2 separate regions of the Mus musculus genome follow, and region 2 is linked to region 1. A link is a loop called in an ENCODE intact Hi-C map of the cell type or tissue named here. Cell type or tissue: gastrocnemius. All regions are shown on one strand. Each heading gives the region's core, and the rest is flanking DNA. Links, peaks and the distances in the headings are about the cores only.

Region 1 (7,917 bases), core at 1,288-6,287:
CTCATCCTGGAACTTGAGCGGAGGCCCAGCATGGGGGGGGGGTGTCTTACAGCCCCACCCTTGAACTTAGCAGTTTATTCTGTATTACTGCTAACCCACAGTTGTGGGAGCAGACACCTTAAGAATGGCTACCCAGCATCTCAGAAGGCTATAATGGAGGTGCTGGCTACGGCCAGTGGGGCTCATCTTGAGACTGCCTTGGGGACGAATATGCCTGCAGGTATACATGGCTGTTGGTGGGACATTTCTTTGTGTTCTACTGGATTATAAGGGCCCCACTAGCTTCTCGGCCCCTCACTGTGTGAGCCTCCCCACACACTTCACCAAAGCCTGAAAAGAAATAGACATCAGCCTTGTTATGTGGAGTCCTGGGAGTGGCTTCCCACCCACTTTGCCTTGTTTTGTTGGCTATAAACAAGTCACACATCCAGACCTCATTCTAAGGGAACAGGAAGGCACATACCACAGAAGGCCACATTGGACCCTGTGAGTCAAATCCCCTTGAAGACTTCTCTCAGCCCCATAGCCATAGGTCCCTGCCAAACCTGTCCCAAATGGCATCCTCTCCCTGTTCAAAACCTCCCTGTACCAGCCCATCTTAACTAGAGTAAAGGCCAGAGTCATCCTCTTGACCCGAAGAGCCCTAGTTAACATGTTCCCTTTCCTCTGCCATGGATCCTTGCATTCTGCTGATTCGACCACGGCTCCAGCTATGCACAGTGGCCTCAGGGTCTCTGTACTGTCCTCCCTATGAGCCAGTGTCTCCTTTCCCCAGATGCCCTCAGGGGCCTGCTGCAGGACTTCTTTCTGTTCACCTCCCAGACTCTGTTCCTGCCTTGAGATTATGCTGAGAGAGCAATTGAGGTGAGAAATTGAGGTGGGAAAAGCAGGAGAAGGCTACTTGTCCTTCTGCCCCAAAGATGCTTGGGCCCATCCAGGTTCCAAGAGGGGTAAGCCAGTGTGAGGAGGAGAAAGGCCTGGCCTGCAGCCTCAGAGCCCCGCCCCAGCATCTCCTGAGCCCCTTTTGCCCCAGCACTGGGTGGGGCTACCTTCCTAATATGATCTTAGCCCTCCAGATCCCCCTTTCACTCTGGAAGGCTGGACAGGAAAGACCCAGACTCTCCAGAAGAGACTGAATTTCACCCCACAGTCTCAAAGCTTGTTTTTGGAGAACTTAAAACGCGTCAACAATGACCTGTCTGCTCTCTTTCTTCCCCCCTCTCTCCACGTGGCCATGGCCAGCCTCTCTCCCTCTCTCTACCTTCTCTATTTCTCCCTGCTTTTCTACAATAAAGTTCTAAAACCACAAAAAAAAATGCCATCTGCCTCTTCATGAAATGCTCACCTATGGCAGCTTGCTGCTGCCAGGCTTGCAGACCCCCTCCACGGCTGCCTCACCCTCCATCATCCCCAGAGAGTCTATTCAGAGGCAGCAAGGGAGTCAAGGCCAAGACCATCTCCCCTTTGCCCGTTTCTGAGCAGGTGTGTAGGCATTCTTTGGGCAGCATTCAGAAGGCTACTTTTTCTCTTCCTCAAGACTCACTGGGCATGGAGCAGATAGCCAGCTGAAGGCTCAGGACTGGGCTAGCTTCTACTTCATCTCTCTCTTTCTCTCTCTCTGCCTTCCTCGTTCTCCTTCCTATGTCCTCTCAGGTACTCTCAGTATCCTCTATCATCCCTGACTAGTGCTACCTGACAAAATTGAAACAATGTTTGTGAGTCTCAAGAGGTAAATAGAGGTCACGTGTCTGGAAGAACAAAAATTTGAAAGTCCTGTGCTCCCTCTACAGCAGTACAACACGGAGTCAAAAGTCAAAAGTGCTGGGGAGGGCCCTGAGACCAGCAGAGTTGCAGATTGTCTTACCCTGGGGTAAGTCTGGAAGCTGTGCAGAGCTCCAGGGATGCAGCTTCTGTGAATTGTCCCCCACAGTGGGGTGGGCTATGGTGACACACCTGCTTCTGAGTTATCCCTAATGAGTGACCATTTACACTTGCTACCCTGAATAACTCCAGTAAAAACTTCTTGGTTCAACAAGTTGTACCTTGGCTTGAGACATCCCACCCCCTCAAACAAGACAAAACGAACAAAAGAAAAGCACATCTGTAGGAAATGTTTCAATTCTGAAACATAGTTTCAATTCTGTCTGGTAACCATGCTTTGGTCTGTCCCGGATTCCCTTTCTGGGGTGAGTAGATGTGTGTATTATCTTAGGAAAAGTCTGCCACACAATGCAGGAGAGGGCCAGGCGTCTTCTGTGTGGCCTTCATGGTTGAAGGTTGGCAAAGGTACAGGGCAGTGTGGAACCCGGGCAAGGAGGCAGACACACTTCTGAGAAAAGGCACTTTATTCCAATGTAGAGGGAGGGAGGGAGGGAGGCACCAAGAGCAATTCTAAAACCCTGTCAATATCCGTAGCCTAAAAGGTGAACCTACAGCAGGTCACACCAACCTCCCTGAAGGGAACTGGCTGGATTGGGTGGGCAGAGGAGGAGGCTGCACACACTCAGGCCTTCCCACTCTTCCCCTGGGACACACGGGTCTCTGGGGGTGCCCTGCGGAACCACTCTGACCAGGAGCCATCGTAAACAGCCACATCGGGTTTGCCACAAAGGTAGGCAGCCAGGGCAACGTGACAGGCAGTGACCCCCTTGCGGCACGTGGCAATGAGGGGCTGTGAGAGGTCCACCTTCTTGTCCTGGAATATGGCACGCAGCTCCTCTGGGCTCTTCTCGAAGCCATCTTTCGTCAGGAAGTCCATGAAGGGCATGTTGACTGAGCCACGGATGTGGCCCGAGTCTAGTCCTGGGCAGTAATAGAGAATATGAATTAGGGGAGGCATGGAAGGTGGAAACTAGAGGATCTGGGGGCCATCACCAAAAGAAGTAATGTCTTTGCTCTCTTGGCAACTCAATTTCTTGCTGGCTCTGCTTATCGTCAACACTCAAACTGTAAGACCCAAGCCTGCCGCCCCTGTCCCAAGATCTGTCTTGATGGAAGGATGTTCCAAGTCACTTCTTCTTGAGAGGACATCTGTGTGCATTGCAGGCCCTCCTAGTTTGTCCCCTAGTCTTCTGGGAATTACCTCTGCCTTCTGTACTTTGTGTTTTCTCACCTGTGAAATGGGTTCAGTAGTACACATCTATGTCCCAGGATTACTGGGGAAAGCAGACGGGGTGAATTTACATAGACTCTATTCAATTTGATGCTGCCAGGGACATGGCGGACAGAAACTTTGTGCCCCCACTTCCCCAGGCAGCCGTTTGCAAGAGAGCCAAAGCTGCCTAGCTTTGTGAGTCGTTAAAGAAGCTCTCCTGTGAATTTATTTTACAATTGAAAATGCTGAGGTGCACTGACATGAAATGTCTCAGCTAAAGACACAGAGGACAGGCCGACCCAGGACCACACCCAGTCATGTTTCTGTGAGGCACATAGTTGTGAAAACAGAAGGGGATCTCCTATCAGGTACGTGTTCAAATCCCATCTCATCCATTTACTACACTGATTTTCAGCCACCTCTGCACCTCAGTGTCCCCATGGGGAGTGAATGCCCCTGGGCAAGGGCAAATGACATGGATAATATTGAATCCGAATGATGCCTGCCCCCATGCTGTGGTCCCTCTAGTGACAGTGGTTGTTCAGCTCCCTCCACGCACGCGCACCTCTGAAGTGTAAGCATAGCACAGCAGAGGGGAGGCAGGACACACCCAGTGTGGCTTTGGAAAAGTCAGAGTGGGCGGTCACTCACAGCTGTTGTCCTTGCATGCTGGAGGCTGAGGCAGGAGGATCCATAGTTAGAGGCCAGCCTGGTCTATATAGTGAGCTACAGGTCAGTCTGGGCTATTGAGTGAGACCTCATGTGAAAACATCAAACTGATAAAAACGGAAACAGTGGAGAGGGGCCATGGCTGCCTGGTGGCACCCAAAGGACCCACGCTCTGTCAGTCCCTTCATGCTCAGTCACTTCTTTCTTCCCTGGGCACCTGCACCCCTCCACTGACAGTACTGAGAGTACGGCCCACGCCAGAACTGCCTCCATCTTTTTCAGGTTCCCCAAGTCCCCACCAAGCCATTACACTTGGACCATGGGGCAAGATGGAAACAGCATAGTGGGTGTGGTAGGAAGCAGAGGAATGGGGCTTACAGCGAATACTCGTCGGGTACATGCAGCAACATGGAAACCCTGTCAATCCAAAGAAGATTCTAGAATCACTATCACAAGCAGTCCCCTGACTGAACACATGTCCCTGCTTGCATAATACAGTGTGACATCTAGACACGTCTTCCTGCTGTGACCTGAAACCAGTTCTGTGTAACCCTGCCAGTGAGGAGCAGCTGGCCTGTGGATATTAACTCTCAGGATACAGCAGTTTCCTGCAGGCACTGTAGGGAGCGATCATTTGCACCAAGCCTCTGAGGGCTGTTTTCTTCTTGTCGGTGACATAACCAACTTTGGTGCTGTCTTGAGTCTATAAAGGGGGCCTTGTCTAAGTAAGGATGAAGCTAAAGACACTGAGAAGCCTTGGCACCAGCCAGAGGAGGTAGCAATGGCCACTGTGCTAGGAAGGCCCAGGGTCTGTCTGTCTGTCTGTTTGTCTGTCTGTCTGTGGGTGAAAGGGTCAAGGAGCACATGGATGTCAGAGGACCACCTAGGCTGATGTTCATGCCCCTGGAACTTGCTGTTTTAGTAAGGCTGGTTGCAGCGAGTCCCAGAGATCTGCCCATCTCTGCCTCCCCCAGTGCTGGAGTCCTGAGCAATAGTCACTAAGTGGATTGGAGGATCTAACTCAGGTCCTCATGGTCACGAGGCAAGCAGTTTCCACACTGAGCCACCTCCCCAGCCTCTGCCTGGGGACTTTACAGAAACAGAAGTCACAGCCTTTGTGCAGAGGGACAGCCAGGGATCCCATGGGCCCAGGCCAGAGAACTCTGGAACACTGCCAACCAGAGGACGGCCTTGCAGCTAGAAGCAGGCTTCTCCTCCCCTCTGCAGCCAGCACCCCAAAAGTGGGTTCTATAGAGAATTATATCTCCCTCGTTCCTCACAAAACTGAAGAGACTTTCCTCCCAGATCTAATGGGGATTCCAGGCACAGAGAGATTTGATAACTTCCCTCATAACAGAGGCATGGGAAATCAAGTCAGACTCCAAAGCCTATGGTTTTTAGTCATTATGAGCTCCCCTAGAAAAGAAGGCTGGGGTAAGGTATTACCGAGCTGACTTCTGGTGTCCCCCAATAGCCTAGAAGTCTAGGAACGTGTGTTCCAGGCTTGGCTTAGTAGCTTTCATTCAAGTCAGGAGGCACGTTAAGAGCCCTCAGGGCATGGATGGGCACGGTTGTTGGAGCCCAGGAAAACCTGTTTGGACCTTCCTGGCTTTCATCCCAAAGATAGGGAATCCAATCCCAAAGGCACCCTGGCTGTGGCCCAAAAGGCGGGGCCCTAGGCAGAGGGGTTCCTCCTTCGTACATAGCAACCACATGGAGTGGTGACCTCTCCTGCCTCTGTCCTCATGTTTGCTCACTCCACTCTCCACGGCAGCTTTAGGCAAGCCTTACTTTGGGGCCTGCAGACCTCAGTAGAGTGGGGCCAGAGCCTCTACAAGACTACTGAAGATTCTAGAAGCAAGGGGTCTGCAAATCAAAGTCCTCAGCATGGACCAGTACCCTCCTCTCTCCTCCTCCTCACCCACCCCTAGGTGAAATAACAAGGTCACAGGTACCCAGGCTCAACAACTGAGAAATGAGTGCCACCGGGTCCAAATGCAGAATTCCCATTTTATAGATGAGGAAAACTGAGGCTTGGAGTTGGGAGACAACCTACTACTGGCAAAGGCCCTAGAGATCCCTGAATTCTAAGATGCCTCTCTTCTCTGTGATCCTTCCTACTTACTCTGGTTGCCCAGACTCTGGGGGCCTGACTTACATCTGTCTTTGTTTGCTAGTGTTCCTGCCTGTGTGACACACAGCTGCATCTGAATATTCTTTTTTTTATTCTGCATGCTTACTCAGGACTCTGGAAGGCGCATGAAGGCCTGAGGGGCAGGCAACTGCCCCTCCCCCCTACTCCCACTCCCACCCCCCAGGGCAGGAAGTTGCCACTGGGTCTCTGAAGACCTGCTTTTCATTTCTGCCACTCTCAGTACCTTCAGGAACACCCAGTCAAGGCCTCCCCACCCCCCACATCCCATGCTTTGTATCTGGACTGCTGAACCCGGAGGAACCTCCCCGAACCCATCCCACAGAGCAGACCATGACCTTGGTGGTGTGCATTTGTGTCCAGCAAATCCTCTCACAGAATGGGTCAAGTAGCCCCTCCCTGCCTGTCTAGATGGCCCCTGGACTTTGCCCAGTGCCGTCCCCTCCAAAGAGCCCCTGAAACAAAAGCCATGTACTGTGACAGGGCTGGGGACCTCTGCTTGTTTATCAACAACCAGGAAATGCAAGGTCAAGCAGTTGGGCTGAACCCTCCACATAAAAGTGGCTGAGCTGGAATGAGAACCCAGTCTCCCTGGCACTTCAGGGCAATCAGAAAAGGTAGGAAGAGTCAGAGAGAAGAGAGGGACCTTAGAACTCAGGCAGCCTGTGTCCCCTCTACAAGCCCCGACTTTCCTCGTCTGTAAAATGATAGGACGCTATGTCTGGGCCCCATTATCACTCATTTCTTGGTTTGCAGCCAGGAAAGCCCAATGGCCAGCTCCACTCTCCCTTCCTCCAGTTTCAGTTCCAAGAAGAAAATGGGGTTTTGAGTCAAGACCAGGAGGCATCCCAGGTTCAGAGTCTCTGGAAAGTGCCTAACAAGCATGCATCTTTCTCCTCTGACCTTCCCAGAGCCAAGCAGGCGGGAGAAATCAAAGGCCTGGAGAGAGTGAGACTGGAGCAATGCCAGCCTCTGCCAACTCCATGTGTGGCCTTGATCTACTGCTGCCTGTGTGCCAAGGCCCCCTCTGTCCAGTGGGATGAGAATTTAGTACTAAGACTGTAAAAACAGGGTTGCTGACATCAGCTGGCAGAAAGGAAGAGACAAGTTTTTGAAACTTTGTAGGCAAGTTTTGAAACTTTTTAGGCAACATTTTGAAACAAGTTAGGCAAAATGTATCCTGGAGTTAAGTCTTACTGATGAGGGAGGCAGAGAGAGAGAGAGAGAGAGAGAGAGAGAGAGAGAGAGAGAGAGAGAGAGAGGTGAGGTGGGCCAAAACTTGGGGTTGCCTCTGGTCAGGCGCCTCTAGAAAGCAGCATTTCATCTCCTGAGTTTATTTTTTCCTGACTCCTAAACTATACAGACTTCTTCAGGCTTTCTCACACATACCAAAGGGGACCCAAGGGGCCATCTTTCCAGGAATACCTAGCACAGGAGGAGCCCCTGAACCCTAGGAAATGGTGGTGGGACTGAATGGATTTATATCTGGATTTCGAACCCTGGGTTAAAACAAAATGATACCAGGTTCAAATCCAGATTCTACCACTTAACTGACCAAGTAACAATCCCCCAGTGCTTCATCTAAGTCAGGTATTTCATCCCGTCCATTTCCCTGGCTGATAGCTGCTGTAACAGACAGGTCGCAGCCACTTGCTGAGGTTATGAACTGAGGTGCCTTTCACAGACACTAGCCAGGGTCCCAGAAGAGCTCAGAAGGGCCTTGTTGATATTTGAAAGGGCTTCTGGGATGGAGAGAGTGGGAAGAGATTTGTAGACCTCTGTGCAGCCATACAAATGACTGCTTGTGGAGAGAACACCTTTTCGTACATCTACTGCATGTGGGAGCGCTGGTGCCTGGAAGTGGACCATGGATGGACAGGACCCCAGTCACCTAATAGGGGCAGCTTGTTAGCACCCGGCTATGGCACACAGGGCCCCCATGTATGAGCGCTATAAAAGACTTCAAGGTTGGCCGTACCCTCCCATTTTACAGATGGAAAGA
Region 2 (7,917 bases), core at 1,834-6,833, 160 kb before region 1:
CAGCAGCCGCAAAGCCCCAAGTGTTTACTATGTAGCCTTTTCTGAAAATGGCTGCCAGCCCTATGCTGTCATTGGGCAGAGAGCGCTGTGGTGATACTCTGTTCCTCACTGACAGTCTGGATGGAGCAGGGTGACAGGCTGGAGTTCACTGTAGGTGGGAGGAGAGGAGGGAGATGGGAGATGGAGGGTGTGTTATGTTCCCTTAGCAAATACGAGAGTAGCCCCGGCTTCCCTTCCCAGGGCACTGGTCAGCATATGGTACTCTGTCCCATGCAGCATTGAGGCAGGTTGGTGATGTACTTTAAGTGTGGTTTGTCACCCAAGGATCCCTGTGTTGGAACATAAGAGGAGGTGGCAGAACATTTTTGAGGTGATCCAGTGTGGGGCCTCTGAAATTAGCCACTAGCAGCCTCTCAACATGTAATGAGTTTATACAGGACCTGGGTATATAGATGCATAAGCAGGCACACAAATCAAATATTTTCTGACAATCAAATTTTATTTTAAAACAAGTCTTTGATATATATATAATTTTAATTTATTAAAAACTAAACTATTATTAAATATTAAATTAACATATCAGTGCTACTCAGGAAATTCTTGTTATTTTTAATAAGTAATTAAATCTTGGTTAAATAGATAGTCCTGCAGGACATCGAAAGTCTTCAATGGTTTTTCGAGTTGATATTTTGAATTATAACCATCAACAGCTTTTTTTTTAAATGGGGACATTTTTTTGTATGTGATTTCCACAGTGTGCTCAGAACCATTTCAAAAACTAGTTGGAGACTCTGTGCTAACTCCTGGCTAAAATTCATCAAATGATACTTTAGAACAACAAAACTTGAGGCAGCAACTTTTAACAATCAAACATTCTAACACAGGACCTGGGTATATAGATGCATAAACAGGTATACCAATCAAATATTTACTGACAATAAATTTTATTTTCAAACAGTTCTTTGATGTGTGTGTGTGTGTGTGTGTGTGTGTGTGTGTGTGTGTGTAATTTTAAATTCACCAAGGACTAAACTAATGCAGAGATACCCCAGTCTGATGCTTATGTATTGAGAAATGATGGAAAGAAATGTTACAGTTTTCTATTATGTTTCCATGAGAGAAGAAAACCGCTTATGCATCTCATAGTGTATCATCGCCTGGAGTCCAAGTCCACGTGTTTCAGGCAATGCTCGCTCGTCAGCATGGTGAAATGTGATGTCACAACCTTGGCAAAGTGCACATGCGTTCAGAACTGCTGCTTCAGTGATGTCACACGATAAAATTGCCAGAAACACCAGGGCCATTACGCTTTTGATTTCGAGGTAATTTTTGGTTGAGTGTGGGTCAGAAACTTTTTAATGAGGATATTGTTTGTGTGTGGTTTCCACAGTTATGTGACCGCATGCAGAGGGTGGGGTATTCACATAGGGTTGTGGCCCACAGTTTAAGAGCTAGGTTCTAGCCAGGCGGTGGTGGCGCACGCCTTTAATCCCAGCACTTGGGAGGCAGAGGCAGGCGGATTTCTGAGTTCGAGGCCAGCCTAGTCTACACAGTGAGTTCCAGGATAGCCAGGGCTATACAGAGAAAGAAGAAGATGCTAGGTTCTAGTGGGTGATCCTTATTTCTCTGAGGGCCCCACCCTAGGAAGGAATTAAGATGGTTCTAATGGGACCCACCCCAAGATGGCTTTCAGGTGTTCTTTTAAGTGGATCCTGATCCCTAAGTCCAGCTCTTGCTTCCTGTCTCTCCGTGTGAGCATCTTGTCACATGTACCCTGTGACATCCTCCGCTGGTGTGATGCAGCCAGGGAGTGCCTCAATAGAGCCAGCATAATGCTATTTGGATTTTCAGCTTCCCAAACCATAAGTTAAAAAAAAGCTACGTTTCTTTACCAACTCACCAGTCTCTGGTATTTCGTTCCAGTAGGGGGATAACAGACTAACTCAACTGGGAAATATTACTGTTGCAGAACCCATATAAGCTACTCAAATCAGTGCATTCCTTGCTACCCTCCCCAATGTTCTGGGTTCTCAAATGAAAGACACACACACACAGGGCGCCTTAAAATATAATATGCCTTAAACAATGGTTGGGCCACTTTTCTAACCTCCAAGTGGCTGATGGACTTTTTTGACAATCTCAACTCATCCCTTACTAAAACCTATTCCATCTTGGCTGCCCCAGACCCTGACCTGCAGCCCTCCTAGGCCACTTTTGCATGGTGGCTATGCTCTCTCTTCTGCACTGCTTAGGCCTAGTGTCTCCTTCTTCCTTCCCAGCATGGCAGCTATCCTTCCTCCTCCCTCGGTTCCTTGTCCAGGAATTCTAAAAGTCCCCCTCTGTCTTCCTGCCCAGCCATTGGCTGCCTGCTACTTTAGTTACCAATCAAAACCAAATGGGGGCAGGGATCCTCAGCATCTTAACGTGTGGACAAGTGGCTTCTCCTACAATTTTGAGGACCCAATTCACATAATACGAGCATTATATCAAACCACAACATTACTTTTAGCTGAGTGGCCACGAGTCGCCTTGCTACCCCCAGGCTTTTTAAGTAAAGGAGATGAGAAGAGTGGAGTATACCAGGGCAGGCAGTCTCTGCCACACTAGTCAAGAACTCAGGCAAAGTGTGTAACACGTTCAAATTGTGCCGATGTTAGCGATATATATATATATATATATTTTTCTCCATTCTCTCCTCAAATATTTATGAAGCCCTCAGTTATATGAGGGTCTAGCTAAGTGCCCTTTATAGACAAGAAAACCAGAGAACAGGAGCCAGGTTTTGAGAGGAAATAGTTTTTACCACCAACCAAGGACCTTTGGGGCAATTGTTCCCAGACTCTGCAGGGCAGGAGCCCAGTCTCAGAGCCAGCGAGATGTAGTGCCTGGGAGCAGCCATCTCCTGAGGACAACCTGGAGCCAGGCCCAAATGGGGGTATCCCTGGACTCCTGAAGGGTCAGCTCAGTGCCAGAAGGTGACAGCTTACAGAGCCAGAGCCTATCTAGGGTTTTGGGTTTTGTTTTTTTTGACTCCTTGTCTTTTCCTGACTCCCTTTGAAACAGCAAGGCTGCCCTCCACACCCCTGTGCATGGCACTGCACTGGAAATCAGAGAAACTAGATACTAAAGGTGGGTTTCCCAGTCTCTCCTTCATTATAGCAAAGACTGTGTGTGGCATGTGTGTGTAAGACAATAGCTCCAGTGCATGGGTGTGTATGGCTGTATGAGGGGGCATGTTTGTATGCATAACTAAGCATATGTGAATGTGTGCATGCATCTGTCCAGGCGTGCTGTACACAGGGTTCATTAGTGTACCTTAACAGCGTTCTGAGAGGCTTGACAGCAATGTACTGAGTTTGTCTTCGTCTACTGTTACCTGCTTCAGAGTGGAGCATATGAACGCTTGTGTCGCGGATGATTGATTGATTGATTGATTGATTGAATGGCATATGGCACAGTTAACAACAGCATGAGTTCTGGAGTCAGCCAGAGTGGAGCTCTACACCTCTCTCCGCCACTCACTGAGTTATTTTAGCCTCCTAACCTCGTAGCGCCTCAGTCTTCACATCTCCAGAGCAGGCAAGAGACCCTGATCCACCCTATCTATGAACCTCAGTGTGGGGGTGAAGGAAGAGTAATCAAAGCCGCCCCATTTCAAGCTGGCCCAGGGCTCTCTCCTACGGGCTGCCGCACAGCTCCTCCCCCACAGTTCATGGGCCGTGTGGTAGCACAAACTCTTCTCAGTGCGCACCCATGCAATTTCATACTTATGGTCCGTGGACATCCAAGAAGAGCTCAGACCTTAACTTACAATCCAGGGGGCTGATGCTTAAGTCCTCCTCTAGGTGGCGCCGCAGAAAGGAAGCCCGACTAGAGTCATAGTGCCCCCTGGTGTTCATTGACATAAAAATGCAACAAATGGGGAGCTGTTCTAGACGAGACTAAATATGGAGGTGAGGGGATTTCAATATGATAAATTGTATCATAGACAGGAGCAAGGCAAATGGGAGGCAGATGTGCTGGGGAGAGAGAGAAAGGAGGGGTCAAGTCATACTAAGGAAATTATCATGAATAATGTTAACATCTATAATTCCCTCTCCACCTATTATGTACCTGATATTGGACTAAGCTTTCATTTCCTTCATCAACACAAGTGCTACAAGGTGTGTTTGGAGCCGTCTGTGCAGTAGATGCTCATTACCCTGTTGACTAGATGACTGCTTTTTACATTTTTTTATTGTTTTTGTGTGTGTGTGTGTGTGTGTGTGTGTGTGTGTGTGTGTGTGTGTGTGTAGGTTTGCACGTGCCAACAGGATGCACGTGGCGTTCAGAGGACAACATTTAGGAATCAATTCTCTCCTTCCATCATGTGAGACCTAGAGATCAAACTCAAGTGGGCAGGCTTGGCTACAAACACCTTTAGTCACCGAGCCATCTTGAGGGCCCAAGATAGCTAACATACTTCTGAGAGACAAATATTATCTCAATTTAGGAAACTGGATGCACAAACTCGTGGCCAAGAAGGCGGCAGTGCCGGGGCATGTGATGCTTGTGACCTCACACCAGCTCTGCCTCCGGGAGGGTGGGGCCTTACCTTCATGGGATTTGCCTTTTCAGCCTCCCCCCAGCCTCTGGGTACTCGGCTCTGCCTGGGATCGGCCAGCGATGGCTATTTATGGCTCAGGGAGGCGTCCAGTGAAACTCCCCTCATAAATTATGAAGGGAGACACATGTGGGTCAGGACAGGAGAACTTGGTGCATGAGGGAACCCCGGGACTCTTGCTCTCTCTAATCAGGGATTTTCCTTCTGTTCCCAAGGAAGCAGCTGCTGCAGATGGCAGAACAGCCAGCGTCGCAAGGGGTCCCAGGGTCCTCTCAGGTCCTGCTGTTTGGGCTCCTAGCCCTGACTGCTGACAGCTCTCTGCCTTGTCCCCTAAATGGGGCTGTCTGCATTTTCATGGTTCCTATGCCCACACAAGGAGGGCTTGAACAGTGCTGGATGTTTTGTGCCCTGCCCATTCTCTCTCTCTCTCTCTCTCTCTCTCTCTCTCTCTCTCTCTCTCTCTCTCTCTCTCTCCTCTCAGCTATTTTCTGAGCATGCTCAGTCTTGCTCTGGGGGTACCCAAAAACCTGGATCCCCTGGAGCTATCCCTTTCCGAATGGCCCTTGACACCTGGTTTGAGTGTGTGGTGTTTCTTTTTTTATGCTGTAGTTTCTTGGTTATTGTTAGTCTTTTGTTTAAATCCTATCTACCTTTAACTCCCTCTAGCAATTCATTCCTCCCTCTGACTTGCTAATTTCAAGTCTCTAACCTGGTCACTAAGCGGCTAGCATTGGGGAGATGTGGAAGAAGCCTGACAGAAGTCAGGGGTTGAGAACTTTCTTCTGTAAATGAAACATGCCAGTCTCCATGTGGCCTTTGAGCTTCGATGGCTATCTGTCTGTTTGAGACAGGGCTTGCCGTGTAGCCCAGGCTGGCCCACGCCGAAGGTGAAGTGGGGAGTCAGCTGGAGTCGGGAAGATTGCACCAGCGGCTGCTTGGTATGTGTGCCGAGCAACGGAGGCTTTCTTATTTAAGGGGCGGACTGAGGGGCCTGGGTGACTCCTCTCTCCCTGGGACAGGTGGCTGCATGAAATGAGGAGCCGGGACGGGAGGAGAGCAGGAAGCATGGCAGCTCAGGACGGGAGCCCACTGCTGACAGGGTGTCTGGCTTCCAATTACACTGCCTCAGAGCTCCACATAAAATTAGCAGCAGCATTCTCTGTAAAAGGAGCCAGAGAAATAACCACATTCAGCAGAACCGCAAGCAGGGACGGAAGACAGAGGGAGAAAGGGCAGGCTTGGCCCAGCGTGGACTCCAGGTCCCTTCTAGGACACCCTTGGCCCCTGCTGCCCAGGTGGCTCCCAGGCTGAGTCAGGAACACAGACAGGATAATCCTGCAGGGGTCGGGGGGGGGGGAGGGGGGCTGAGTGTGGGAGTGTGGGAAGGGGGGGACTGAGGGGACCTGGTCAGGTGGCCTAGAGGGCTCAACACACACACACACACACACACACACACACACACACACACACACACACACGGGTGGGGGAGGGAGAGGGAGAGAGAAAGCCAAAAAGAAAAATAAAGGAGAAATGGTTTAGAATATGTTGGCTTGTGGGAGGACATGCTGCCCTTGTGTGTATGTGCTTGAGTGTGTGTCTGTGTGTATGTGATGTGTTTGTGTATGTGTGTATGTTGTATGTGTATGTGTGTGTGTCTGTGTGTGTTTCTGTGTGTGTGTATCTTTGTGTGTTTCTGTATCTCTCTGTGTGCATGATGTGTGTATATATATGTGTATGTGTGTGTTTGTGTGTGTGTGCATTGTGTGCATGTGTGTGTATGTATGCTTGTGTGTACCTGTGTGTGTTTATGTATATGTGTCTGTGAGTGTATGTGTGTGTATCTGTGACTATATGTGCGTGTCTCTGTGTGCATGTTTGTGTATGTGTGTCTGTGTCTGCATGTGCATGTATGTGTGTGTGTATATTCGTGTCTGTGCCTGTGTGTGTCTCTCTGTGTATATGTGTGTGTGTGTACATGGGCCACCACCAAGACTCCATCAGAGAAAAGTATTCGCTCTGCTTGTGACGTCACCACTCTCCGAGTCAGAGGCTCTTTAGAGACCCTCAGAAACAGGCATACCTGCCCACACACAGTTGTACTCGTCTCTGCACAAACTGGCCTTGAACTCCTGGTCCTCCTGCCTCCACGTCCTGAGAACTGGGATTACATGTGTTCTTACCCTTGTTTTATTTGGTGCTGGGACTGAGCCCAGGGCTTCACTCACGCTACACAAGTGCTCTGCATCCCAGCCCCAAACCAGCACATTTTCAAGCCAGGACAGGCATGCTGTGACACAGTCTCTCACTAGTGCTATGTGACATTCTCTTGTGGAAGCAATGTCACCATTTCCTGTTTCATGACCACCTGTTGACCAACATTCTCCTCTGCAGGGGCCAAGCTTGTACCTCTGTGCTCACAGACCCCCCTCTTCCACTGCACCCCTCCTTGCTCCCCTGGTTGTTTCCTCCAAAAGCTGGGACGCCTGAGCCCCGAGGCCCAGCCAGAGCCTCTGAATCATGTCTAGCTCCTCAGGTGTGAATTCTTCTGAAGTCCAAGGCGCCTGGATTTGCAGTTTTGTGTAGTGCTGACTCCGAACTGCTTCCTCAGCACAGTTCAGAGCCAGCTTTTCTCTGGATTTCACACCAGTGGGGGCTTCAGGCTCGAGGCTCCCTCTGTCTACCCGTGGCTGGAGAACTTCCTTCGCTTCCTCGGGCACCCAGGCCAATGGCTGAGAAACCCTCTTCGGTGTTTGCTGTGATATCCAGCTTCACATGAGAGCTCAAGGTGGACTTCCTGCCAGCAGTGGGACATGTGACCTGCATCTGGTCTCTGGCCAGTCACTGGAGCCTCATCTTTAGTAACACATGTGTTTGCCGTTCCCTAGGCCTGGGTATCAGTCTCCATCCTCAGTCATGGGTACAATTCCTGCTCGTCTTAGACCTCTCAGATCACCTTTCCTTGTCTTGAGCAGGGATTTGTATGCTTAAAAGAGCTAACTCTGTGAACTGCGGTACTTCTGTGTGCTGGGAGTAGGTCAGACCGTCCATTCTACGTTCCTCTACCACCCTGATCTATCTGTGCAGTGCAAAGGCCTTGATGAACATGCAGTCACTGGTGGAGTGTCCCTCTCCCACTTTCCTGTCCCCTCCTGTGACTTTCTTCATCCTCGTTTCTGTCTCCCCAGGAGCCCATGCCCTGCCTGGCCACGGGGAGGGCAGTTCTCACTGGGCAGACTCTATCCTGGGAGCTCTAGGTTCATCCTCTCTGGGCTGGGTCAGGGCCAGAAGATCCCTTCAGGGTGACAGGATGGAGG

What was found. A loop is a pair of places that touch in the nucleus more often than their neighbours do. Peaks named below come from ENCODE experiments on the same cell type or tissue, not always from the same donor. Only the 100,000 strongest peaks of a DNase experiment are listed, where the experiment ranks them.
Region 2: a loop joins it to region 1, with 2.6 times the contacts of the local background. A loop is called at or near these places in 1 of 42 quality-filtered maps.

Annotation. Positions count from the first base shown.
Region 1 is chr15:78,397,229-78,405,145 of GRCm38, forward strand. Tst (thiosulfate sulfurtransferase, mitochondrial) reads right to left here. Exons shown (of 2, transcript NM_009437.5): 2 at 2,328-2,802. The coding sequence ends at 2,504. Among named protein-coding and RNA genes, the nearest start is that of Tst, 4.7 kb to the right of the region's middle. In gastrocnemius, for the core only: no CTCF peak of the experiment used is centred there; DNase peaks (open chromatin) are centred at 4,326, 4,917 and 5,396; H3K4me3 peaks cover 320 bases; H3K27ac peaks cover 2,877 bases.
Region 2 is chr15:78,235,829-78,243,745 of GRCm38, forward strand. No RefSeq gene overlaps it. Among named protein-coding and RNA genes, the nearest start is that of Ncf4, 5.0 kb to the right of the region's middle. In gastrocnemius, for the core only: a CTCF peak has its summit at 3,868 (motif pointing left); a DNase peak (open chromatin) is centred at 3,847; H3K4me3 peaks cover 3,102 bases; H3K27ac peaks cover 4,026 bases.